Linked DNA regions of Homo sapiens: region 1 is linked to region 2. Evidence: chromatin contacts called from ENCODE Hi-C or POLR2A ChIA-PET data. All regions are on one chromosome and are shown on one strand. Each heading gives the region's core, a stretch centred on a gene start or an enhancer-like site at or near the end of the contact. The rest is flanking DNA. Distances are from core to core; before and after follow the strand shown. Region 1 holds the start of CFAP97 (cilia and flagella associated protein 97). Region 2 overlaps LINC02437 (long intergenic non-protein coding RNA 2437).

What was found. A loop is a pair of places that touch in the nucleus more often than their neighbours do. ChIA-PET counts read pairs that join two places held with the same protein, here RNA polymerase II (POLR2A). Pooled maps may share reads with other maps.
Region 1: a pooled map shows a loop between it and region 2 (2.8-fold over the local background). The contact joins the promoter of CFAP97 here to the enhancer-like site in region 2. A Hi-C loop is called at or near these places in 3 of 50 pooled maps. POLR2A ChIA-PET finds 5 or more read pairs at or near these places in 3 of 52 experiments (H1, HepG2 and activated CD4-positive, alpha-beta T cell).

Annotation. Positions count from the first base shown.
Region 1 is chr4:185,200,410-185,205,418 of GRCh38, forward strand. CFAP97 (cilia and flagella associated protein 97) reads right to left here and starts at 3,591. Exons shown (of 5, transcript NM_020827.3): 1 at 3,489-3,591. It also overlaps a transcript of SNX25 not described here. RefSeq lists silencers at 3,124-3,893, 3,503-3,674 and enhancers at 4,434-4,543, 4,654-4,743.
Region 2 is chr4:185,003,196-185,007,884 of GRCh38, forward strand. LINC02437 (long intergenic non-protein coding RNA 2437) reads left to right here. Exons shown (of 2, transcript XR_001741949.1): 2 at 1,305-2,584. Among named protein-coding and RNA genes, the nearest start is that of HELT, 13 kb to the right of the region's middle. RefSeq lists an enhancer at 1,914-1,973. Within about 2 kb of position 1,821, at least 6 of the 41 ENCODE cell types and tissues checked have a DNase peak (open chromatin) inside an H3K27ac peak, as active enhancers do.

The DNA of each region.
Region 1 (5,009 bases), core at 2,341-4,840, 200 kb after region 2:
CAGGCAAATGACTTGAGGACAGTAGTTCGAGACCAGCCTGGCCAACAGGGTGAATCTCCGTCTCTACTAAAAATACAAAAATTAGCTAGGTGTGGTAGCACATGTCTGTAATCCCAGCTACTCGGGAGGCTGAGGCATGGGAATCACTTGAACCTGGGAGGTAGAGGTTGCAGCAGTGAACCGAGCTTGCGTCACGGCACTCCAGCGGGTGACAGAGTGAGATTCTGTCTCAAAAAAAAAAAAGCTGGGTTGCAGTGGCACGTGCCTGTAGAGGCTGTGAGGCAGGAGGATCACTTGGGCTGGGGAGGTTGAGGCTGCAATGACCTGGGATCATGCCAAAGCACTGCAGCCTGGGTGACAGAACAAGACCCTGTCAAAAAAAAGAAAAAATAAGTGGTGCCTCAAGATGTAACTGAATTGCTGCAATCTCACAATAAAACTTGAACAGATGAGGACTTGCTTCTTATGGATGAGCAAAGAAAGTAGTTTCTTGAGATGGAATTTACTCCTGAAGAAGCTGTAAATGTAGTTGAAATGACAACAAATGATTTAGAATATTCTGTATACTTAGCTAATAAAGCAGCGGCAGGGTTTGAGAAGACTGACTATGTTTTAAAGAAGTTCTACTGTGAGGCTCGGTGCTGTGGCTCACGCCTGTAATCCCAACACTTTGGGAGGCCGAGGTGGGTGGATCACTTCAGGTCAGAAGTTGAAGACCAGTCTGACCAACATGGTGAAACCTCATCTCTACTACAAATAAAAAAAAATTAGCTGGGCGTGGTGGCCCATGTCTGTAATCCCAGCTACTTGGGAGGCTGAGGCAGGAGAATCTCTTGAACCCAGGAAGCGGAGGTTGCAGTGAGCCCAGATCACACCACTGCACTCCAGCCCAGGCGACAGAGCAAGACTCCGCCTCAAAAAAAAAAAAAAAAAAGTTCTACTCTGGATAAAATGCTGTCAAGCAGCATCACAAGCTACAGAAATCTTTTGTGAAAAGAAGTCAATCAATAAAGCAAAGTTAATCATTGTCTTATTTTAAGAAATTGCCACAGCCATCCCAACCTTCAGCACTCAGCACCCTGATCAGTCAGCCGCCATCAACAGTGAGGCAAGACCCTCCACCAGCAAAAAAAAATTACAACTCCCTGAAGGCTCAGATGATTGACAGCATTTTTTAGCCATAAATTATTTTTTAGATAACGTATGTACATTTCTTAAGCATAATACCATTGTACCCTTAACAGACCACGGTATAGTGTAAACATAACTTTTATATGCACTGGGAAACCAAAAAATTCATGTGACTCGCTTTATTCCAAGATTTAATTTATTGTGGTGGTCTGCAAGCAACCAAAATATCTCCAAGGTATGCCTGTATTTACCGTCCCATAGTTTCAATCCCTAGAGGTCTAACCCTCCACCTGGTTTTATGATCTCTTCATGTCGTATCTCCACAGTTTATCATCTTTTAAACACCGTATAGAAACTTTCTGGCCTATCCACTTCTTTTCTAGGAAAGCCCTGTGTCATTGTAAAAATTAACATAAAATACGTATGCCTTTTCTCCTGTTAATCTGCCTTACAGCCCCAGCTGCAGACCCAGCTAAAGGAAAAAGGATTTTTGTTTTTCCCCCCATCCCCTACACTTGTCTCCTTGCCAGACTGGGAGCTCCTCGTCACTTCCTCATCTTTATAACCCCAGTACCCAAAGGAGAACCTGATGAATTTAGTCATTCAAAGAATGTTTATCCCACAAAGGAGTTTGGAGTTAGGAGATTTAAGATTGAGCCATGCTCTTTGCTACCCACGAGGGTAGAAAAATCGCCTTGTATGTGTGTGGCTGGGCATGGAGGCTCATGTGCGGTGGCTCATGTTACAGTCTCATGCCTGTAACTTTGGGAGGCCCAGGCAGGCAGACCACTTGAGCCCAGGAGCTTGAGACCAGCCTGGCCAACATGGCCAAACCCCACCTCTACAAAAAATACAAAAATTAGCCGGGCGTTGTAGCTCTCGCCTGTAGTCCCAGCTACTCCGGAGGCTGAGGTGGGAGAATCGCTGGAACCTGGGAGCTGAGGCTGCAGTGAGCCGAGATCAGGCCACTGCACTCCAGCCTAGGCAACAGAGTGAGATCCTATCTCAAAAAACAAACAAACAAAAAAAATCACCGGGTTTCAACCCAGTTTCCTTGATAGTTTCCTGCCATCTTCCCCCACCCCTCCGGAAGCACAAACCACAACTATGCCTTTATCTGCATTTCCATGATAAGGTCATGCAGTCCCCAAGAGCTGGAAGCCAGCTGCCTCCCTAAGTGGTCACAGTTCATGCGCCCTGGTGCATAGTCCGGTGCCTGTGAGACTTTTCAGGTTTAAATTTTAGTTAATAATATCCAACAGAGTTACTGTAAAGATTTCGACACTCATGTGACTTAATTTACAGGAAAATTTACCCAACAATCCCATCCACTGAGCAATTCTTTTGATAACATTTACTACGAGGTAAGTGATTCAATTTACCAGAGAATAAGAAAAATGACTTAATAAAGTAGTTAAGATTCTCTTTACAACAGACTAGGAAAGGATAAAATTAAAGGATAGTTCATCAGACCATAACAACCCTTTGGTGCTCAATCAAGACAGAGTTTTGCCAGGAGGGGCATGGCTCACGCCTGTAATCCCCGGACTTTGGGAGGCCAAGACAGGAGGATCGCTTGAGCCCAGGAGTTGGGAGGCTGCAGTGAGACATGATCGTGCCACTGCACTCCACCCTGGGCCACAGAGCGAGACCCTGTCTCAAAAAATAAAAATAAAAAAAAGAGACAGGTAAGTTTTTATCAAAGCTGCCTGAGAGTCACTGGGCACGCCCCACTTGCCAGGTCCTACAGACCAGCAATAACAAGACTAATGCTTTCACCAAACATCAGGAAAATACACAGAAAAGCACCGGGCACTTTTTAAACTGTCATCTTGTTACTGTGACAATACATTTCTGTAGTTAAACAGCACAGTAGGCCTCCAACAAGATGCCCAATTGGGTACATGAAAATCCCGGCCCAAATTAAACACCTGTTTCCAGGAACGCTAGGCTCTTGTCTACATCCCCTACCGTCCCCGGAAGGCAGATAACCCCTCGGGCCTCGTGGGTTAGGTTCGAGTCCCTACAAGTAGGAAGAAGTCGTCAGGGCCCGGCATGTGGTCGCGGCCCAATCTCAATTTAGGGCTGATCCTGACCCTCAAAGCCACCCGGAACGCGCGAGAGGGCGGGACCCGCCATTCTCACAGGGGACCGGGGTGGAACGGCGCCGCGACCCGCCGCCGCGGGCGCCCCTGTCGTGGGGGCGCGGTCTCCCACCGTCCGCGCAGGCTTCGTTAAACCCACCCCGAGTACTCGCCGCCGCCTGGGCTCCGGAGCGGGGAGACGGATGCGAACGGAAAGGAGCGTGGCGGGCGCCCCGCGAGCAGGGAGCCAGGAGCCGCTCGCGCGCCCCTCACCTGAGAGCCGCGGCCACCACAGCCCCACGCGCGGCGCTGGCGCACTCCCGCGGCCCTGAACGGGCTCCCGGCGCCGCGCGCCCGCGCTTCCGGAGGCGGAGAGAGCGGAAAGGGAAAGGAGGGGCGGCGTGGGGCCCGGCGCTTCGGGAGAGGCGGGGGCGCACGCCGGGCCTCGTGCGGCCCTCGCGGCGGGCGTCACAGAGCGCGGCGGGCAGGCGGCCAGGCCGGGGCTCCACGCGGGCGGAGTGGAGGCCGGGCCAGGGACGCGCACACTAGAAGAGCCGCGGAAGAAGGCGGTCCAGCCCGCGTGGTTGCCATGGCGCCCTAGAGGCGTTACTGCTGCTCCCGGCTGCCTAGGGCGGCGCGGGTAGGCCCCGTTGTTCTCGTGCGTTAATAGGGAAAGCTGCCTTGATTATCTTGTAATTCTCTACCAAACCAAGAATAAAAAAGAACGGCGGCTGTGTGTTTGTGATATTTTCTATCAGCAAATTTCAGTTCATACCACTAGTTAGTTCTGTGGACCAGAGGCTGGTTTCAGAATGGAAAGACCTTTGCCGAGTGGTAAACGAGGTGGGTAGTTAAAACAATCTAAGGTAAAAATGATCTCTGCAGAATATATTGAATACAATAACTTCTCGTTGAACTCTCAGGTATGGTAGGATGATGGCACCCCAAAAATGTGCACCTCCTAGTCCCCACAACACGTGAATATGTCACCTTATGTGGCAGACAGGATTTAGCTGATGTGATTAAGGATCAAAATGGGAAGATTAACCAGGATTATCCAGTGAACCCCATGGAATCACAAAGGTCCTTATAAGATGGAGACAAGAAGTTCAAAGTCAGTAGTGGGAGCTGTGAGCACAGAAGCTAGAGGTTGGAGTGATGTCAGAGGCAATGAGCCAAGGAGTGCAGGTAGAAGCTGCAAAAGGAGGAAACGGATTCTCTCCTGAAACCTCAGGAAGGAACTAGAGCCTGCAAATTTTGATTTTAGACTTAATACCTTAAGCACTGTAAGACAATACACCTGTGTTGTTTTAACTACTGAATTTGTAGTAATTTGTTATAGCAGCAATGGTATACAATCCAGTAGTTAATAAATATTGTTCACATCTAAGTGCAAAGAAGGGTAGGAAATATGGGTCTTACCCTGCCTGTCCCGGGGAGTTCCAGTAAGGATTGTCTATTTTCGTCCTTCACAATGCATTTTGTACTTGTTGGTCTTAATTACCAAAAGTATAATCAATTCTCTTTTTGTTGCCTAAAAGACAGCATTGGCTGGGCGCAGTGGCTCACCCCTGTAATCCCAGCACTTCGGGAGGCCGAGGCGGGTGGGGCCCCCTGAGAGGAGTTCAAGACCAGCCTGACTAATATGGTGAAACACTGTCTCTACTAAAAATACAAAAATTAGCTGGGCGTGGTGACGTGAGCCTGTAGTCCCAGCTACTCGGAAGGCTGAGACAGGAGAATCGCTTGAACTCCGGAGGTGGAGGTTGCAGCGAGCCGAGATCGTGCCACTGC
Region 2 (4,689 bases), core at 571-3,070:
ACCACACTAGGTTCTGAGGGGGACATAATAGGCAGGAAAGAAATGGTCTGTGCCTCCGATGGGGACAGACCCATGTCCTCGACACCTGTCTAGTCCATTCCCTTTTCAGCATCAAAGCAGCCCCCATTATTTCCACCTCCATCATTTCCCTCATGGGTTTTGGCAAGAGCCTCCTAATTCTTTCACCTGTCACCAGTAGCAAGCTCTTCCAATCCATTCTGGCATCAGATACAGATTACTTATCACGTAATCCCTCAAATAAATGTTAACTGTGACTATGTATGACAACAGAGGTACCTGATGCTATGGGACCATATCTTAGGGGGCTTCGATCAAATAGAGTGGCCAGAAAGGCTTCTCCGAAGAAGTGACAGAAAACTGAGAAGTCAGTGCAGACACAAGTGGAGACGGGTTGGGGAGACTCCTCAGGCCTCACAAGCCTCACCCGTCAGCTATTCCACGCTGCCAGGCCCTTCTTTGCACAGCTCCCTCCACTTGACGTACCTACAGCAAAAGCAAGTGGTGCTTAGAGCAGGTGCCCCTCCTCAGCCAAGACTCCCTTCAGCACCGTCCCTCTCGAGGTCACTTCTGACCACACCTGCTCCCCAGTCATCGCTCCCCCGTGTCTCCGCCGGGTCTATCACCAAACCTCTCACCCAGTGCAAGACCCCGAGGTGGCAGATTCACTCCCACTGGACGGCATGCTCCTCACAGGTGGGTCTGCTTACCCCTCTATCCAGTAGCGAATGCAACGCCAGACAGAGGTTTGTCTTCAGGGATGGACTTACACGATTGTGGAGGCTTGGCAAGCCCCAAATCTGCAGGGTAGGTGGGCAGGCCGGAGACCTAGGGCACGGCTGCTGTTGCAGCTTGAGTCCTAAGGAAGTGAGTGTGGAGGCAGAATACCCCTCCTCAGGGAACCTCAGTCTTTTTCTCTTCAAGCCCTCAACTGATTGGACAAGGCCCACCACATTCAGAGGATAACCTACTTAAAGTCTACTGATGTAAATGTTAATCTCATCTTAAAATACCTTCGCAGCAACACCTGTGCTGGTGTTCTACCAAACATCTGCGTACCATGGTGCAGCCAGGTTCACACAAAAAATTAAGCATCACCCCAAGTAAAAACAGCCTTTGGTGATGATGTGTGAAGTCTTGAGACCTGCTTATGATGTGTTTATCTTCTCCATTCTCTTCCTTTTCCTCCCTCCTTTGTCTGCTCTCTTTCATGCCTCTCCCTTTTCTTCCCATTTTCCCCCTTTCTTTCCTCCTGTGTGTGTCTCCCTCCCTGTGGTTTCTTCCAGGTGTGCCGGGGGTCCCGTCAGCTGCAGGACACGGGAGGGATGGAGTGAAGCAGAAAGGCCCCGCCGTGACCACACTCATCCCAGAAGAGCCTCTCTGTTGGCATGAAAGGAAATCACAAGGAAAGGGACTTTTCAAGGTCAGACTGCACCAGTGGAAAGTCAGCACCAGCCCCCAGGGCTCGAGGCAGCCTGTGCCCTTTCCACTAACTGTGCCAACTCTCACCAGGGGAAGGCTGACCAGGAACAAAGGCCCTTAGAGGAGAGCAGAACTCCTGCAGCCTGCACTTCCGAGAGATCCTGCTCCACGGAGCCCGGCTCTACTCCTGCAGGCAGAACCTGCCAGCCCGCAGATGCTGGGGGCTGAAGGATCCCGGCGACACCAAGCGTCAGGTCAGGCGTCAGAATCCAGCGCGTTTGCTCCTCGAGAACAGCGCGCCACCTGCTCCCAAGTGTGTGAGGGGCTGCAGTGCCGAGCTCCACTTCACAAGACTCACTCCTGCCCCGCCACCTCCTGAGCAGACGCAGTCAAGCCCGACCTACCTTTCAACAAACATGTATTAGCACTCCCTCCATGCCAGGCACTGTGCCAGGTGCGAGGGTACCATGACCAAGCCAAGGCCCCAGGCTCAGAGCACTCACACGCCAGTGGAGGGGGCAGCCCTGTGCGACCCAGCAGGGCACACCCCACCTCCAGCCTAGGCTCCACCCAGGCCTGATCTGGGTAGCCCGGCGGACGTACTGACTCCCTGTTCACCGATACCGTCATCCAACCTTCCTATTTATTTATACATTAAAACACTGCAGCCAGAGCGGCGAGGTGTCCCGCCAAGAAACGGCCAAATCCAGTTTCCTCCCCAGCCAGCCTCTCCTTAGAAGCGGCAGAACCGCTTCAACCACTAGAGGGCACCAGCCAACCCTCGATGGATCCAAATGTGCCCACGTCGTGAGGGAGCCTCAGCACCGGGTCGCGGCTCCCAGCTCCACCGTCATAGAACACGAATAGCTTTTGTCTTTTCTCAAAATGAGCCCTGCAGTTGAGGCAAGCTTTACATTGGCTGCACAGACTTTACTCTTTTTAAACATTTTTTGGGAGTCCATAGCAGATGTATATATTTATGGGGTATGAGATGTTTTGATATAAGCATACAACTCATAATAATCACGTCAGGGTAAATGGGGTATCCACCCCCTCAAGCATCTACTCTTTCTTCGTGTGACAAACAATCTAATTATACTCTTTCAGTTATTTTTAAGTGTACAATAAATTATCGTTGACTATAGTCACCCTGTCATGCTGTCAAATACTGCATCTTATTCATTCTAACTATACTTTCGTACCTATCAACCCTCCCCACCTCCCAACCCCCCATCCTACTGCCCTTCCCAGCCTCTGGTAACCGTCTATCTACTCTCTATGTCCACGAGATCTTTTTTTTTTTTTTTTTTGAGACAGAGTCTCCCTCTGTCACCCAGGCTGGAGTGCAGTGGCCCGATCTTGGCTCACTACAACCTCCGCCTCCCAGGTTCAAGCAGTTCTCCTGCCTCAGCCTCCTGAGTAGCTGGGATTACAGGCACCCGCCACCACGCATGGCTAATGTTTGTATTTTTAGTAGAGACGGGGTTTCACCATGTTGGGCAGGCTGGTCTCAACCTGCTAAGTTCAGGTGATCCGCCTGCCTCGGTCTCCCAAAGTGCTGGGATTACAGGCATGAGCCACCGCACCCATCCAATTGTTTTGATTTTTAGATCCCACAGAACATGCAAAGTTTGTCTTTCTGGGCCTGGCTTATTTCACTTAACGTAATGACATCCAGTTCCATCCATGTTGTTGCAAATGACAGGATCTCATTCTTTTTTTATGGCTGAATATTGCTCTATTGTGTATAAGAACCACATTTTCTTTCCTTTTTTCTTTTTTTGGACAGTCTCCCTCTGTTGCCTAGGCTGGAGTACAGTGGTGTGAACTCAGCTCACTGCAACCTCCACCTCCCAGGTTCAAGGGATTCTTGTGCCTCAGCCTCCCAAGTAGCTGGGATTACAGGCATGCACCACCAAGCCCAGCTAATTTTTGTATTTTTAGTAGAGACGGGGTTTCACCATGTTGACCAGGCTGGTCTCAAACTCCTGACCTCAGGTGATCCGCCCATCTCGGCCTCCCAAAGTGCTGGGATTACAGGTGTGAGCCACCACGCTCAGCCCAAGAACCACATTTTCTTTATCCATTCATGAACAGACTTTACACTTGAGCCTGTAAGTTAAGGGGTGAGGAAGTCAAGCTATCCTAATGCAGAGAAAAGAGACCAAAGATTGCCTTATTAATACGTTACCAGAAAAATGATATAAAAGATTTTTTAAAACCTTTGCTCATTATCCTAACTGCCAATGTCTAATGTCAATACACAACCACACATAACCTCACATTATTGACAAGCTGCTGTATAGCAATGGTATCAAATAAATGCAGGACCGTGGACCAGTGCATCCCAGTGTGCATCAGAATCACCTGAGGGGTTTTTCTTTCTTTTTTTTTTTTTTAAGAAACAGATTCACATCTACAGAGATTCTTTTTAAGTCTTAGGTCTGTGATGGGCTCTAGAAATGTGTGTTGTCAAAAGGCTTCTGGTGTGTAAAAGGGTATCAGAAATGGGGAGAACAGACTGAATTTGAATATTTGATGACTTTTTGGTGATTTGTACCTTTGGGCATGATAAGAAGGACAATAAATCTCCAAGGTCCCCAGGCATACTGAGACCATGCTCCCCTGCTTTACTACCCAGCAGCTACACTCGGTCTTTGGAAGGTGAGTGCAAGTCTCTTGGCTGAGAAGTCCTTCCTATGACTTCTAATCTCAGTGGGATTGAAGCGACAGCAAGGCCCAGCACACTGCTGGAAGGGACACTGGTTTTGGAGTCAGATCAGCCTCATCCGGTACCCTGCTCCACCACCTAACAGTTATGTGCCCTTGAGTCAAATGTCCTTGAGTTCCCCAAGCCTCAGTTTTCTTATGTAAAATAAACGAATTGCCCATCCCACCATTGGGAGGACTAAGTGAATGAGGAGCAGCTTAGTGCCCAGAGGAGTAAGAGCTGCGATCTGCACCTGACCATTGTCATGATTAACCTATGAGAAAGAAGAGCAGGATGGCACCACCACTGCCCCCTGCAGGGCACCAGTACCCTTGGCTGTCTCGGATCTATTACAACATATTCCACATTCAGCTCCAGCTGGCGGATGACCAGACGGAGTCTTGCTCTGTTGCCCAGGCTGGAGTGCAGTGGCCTGATCTTGGCTCACTGCAACCTCTGCCTGCCGGGTTCAAACAATTCTCCTGCCTCAGCCTCCCAAGTAGCTGGGACTACAGGTGCATGCCACCACGCCCGGCTAA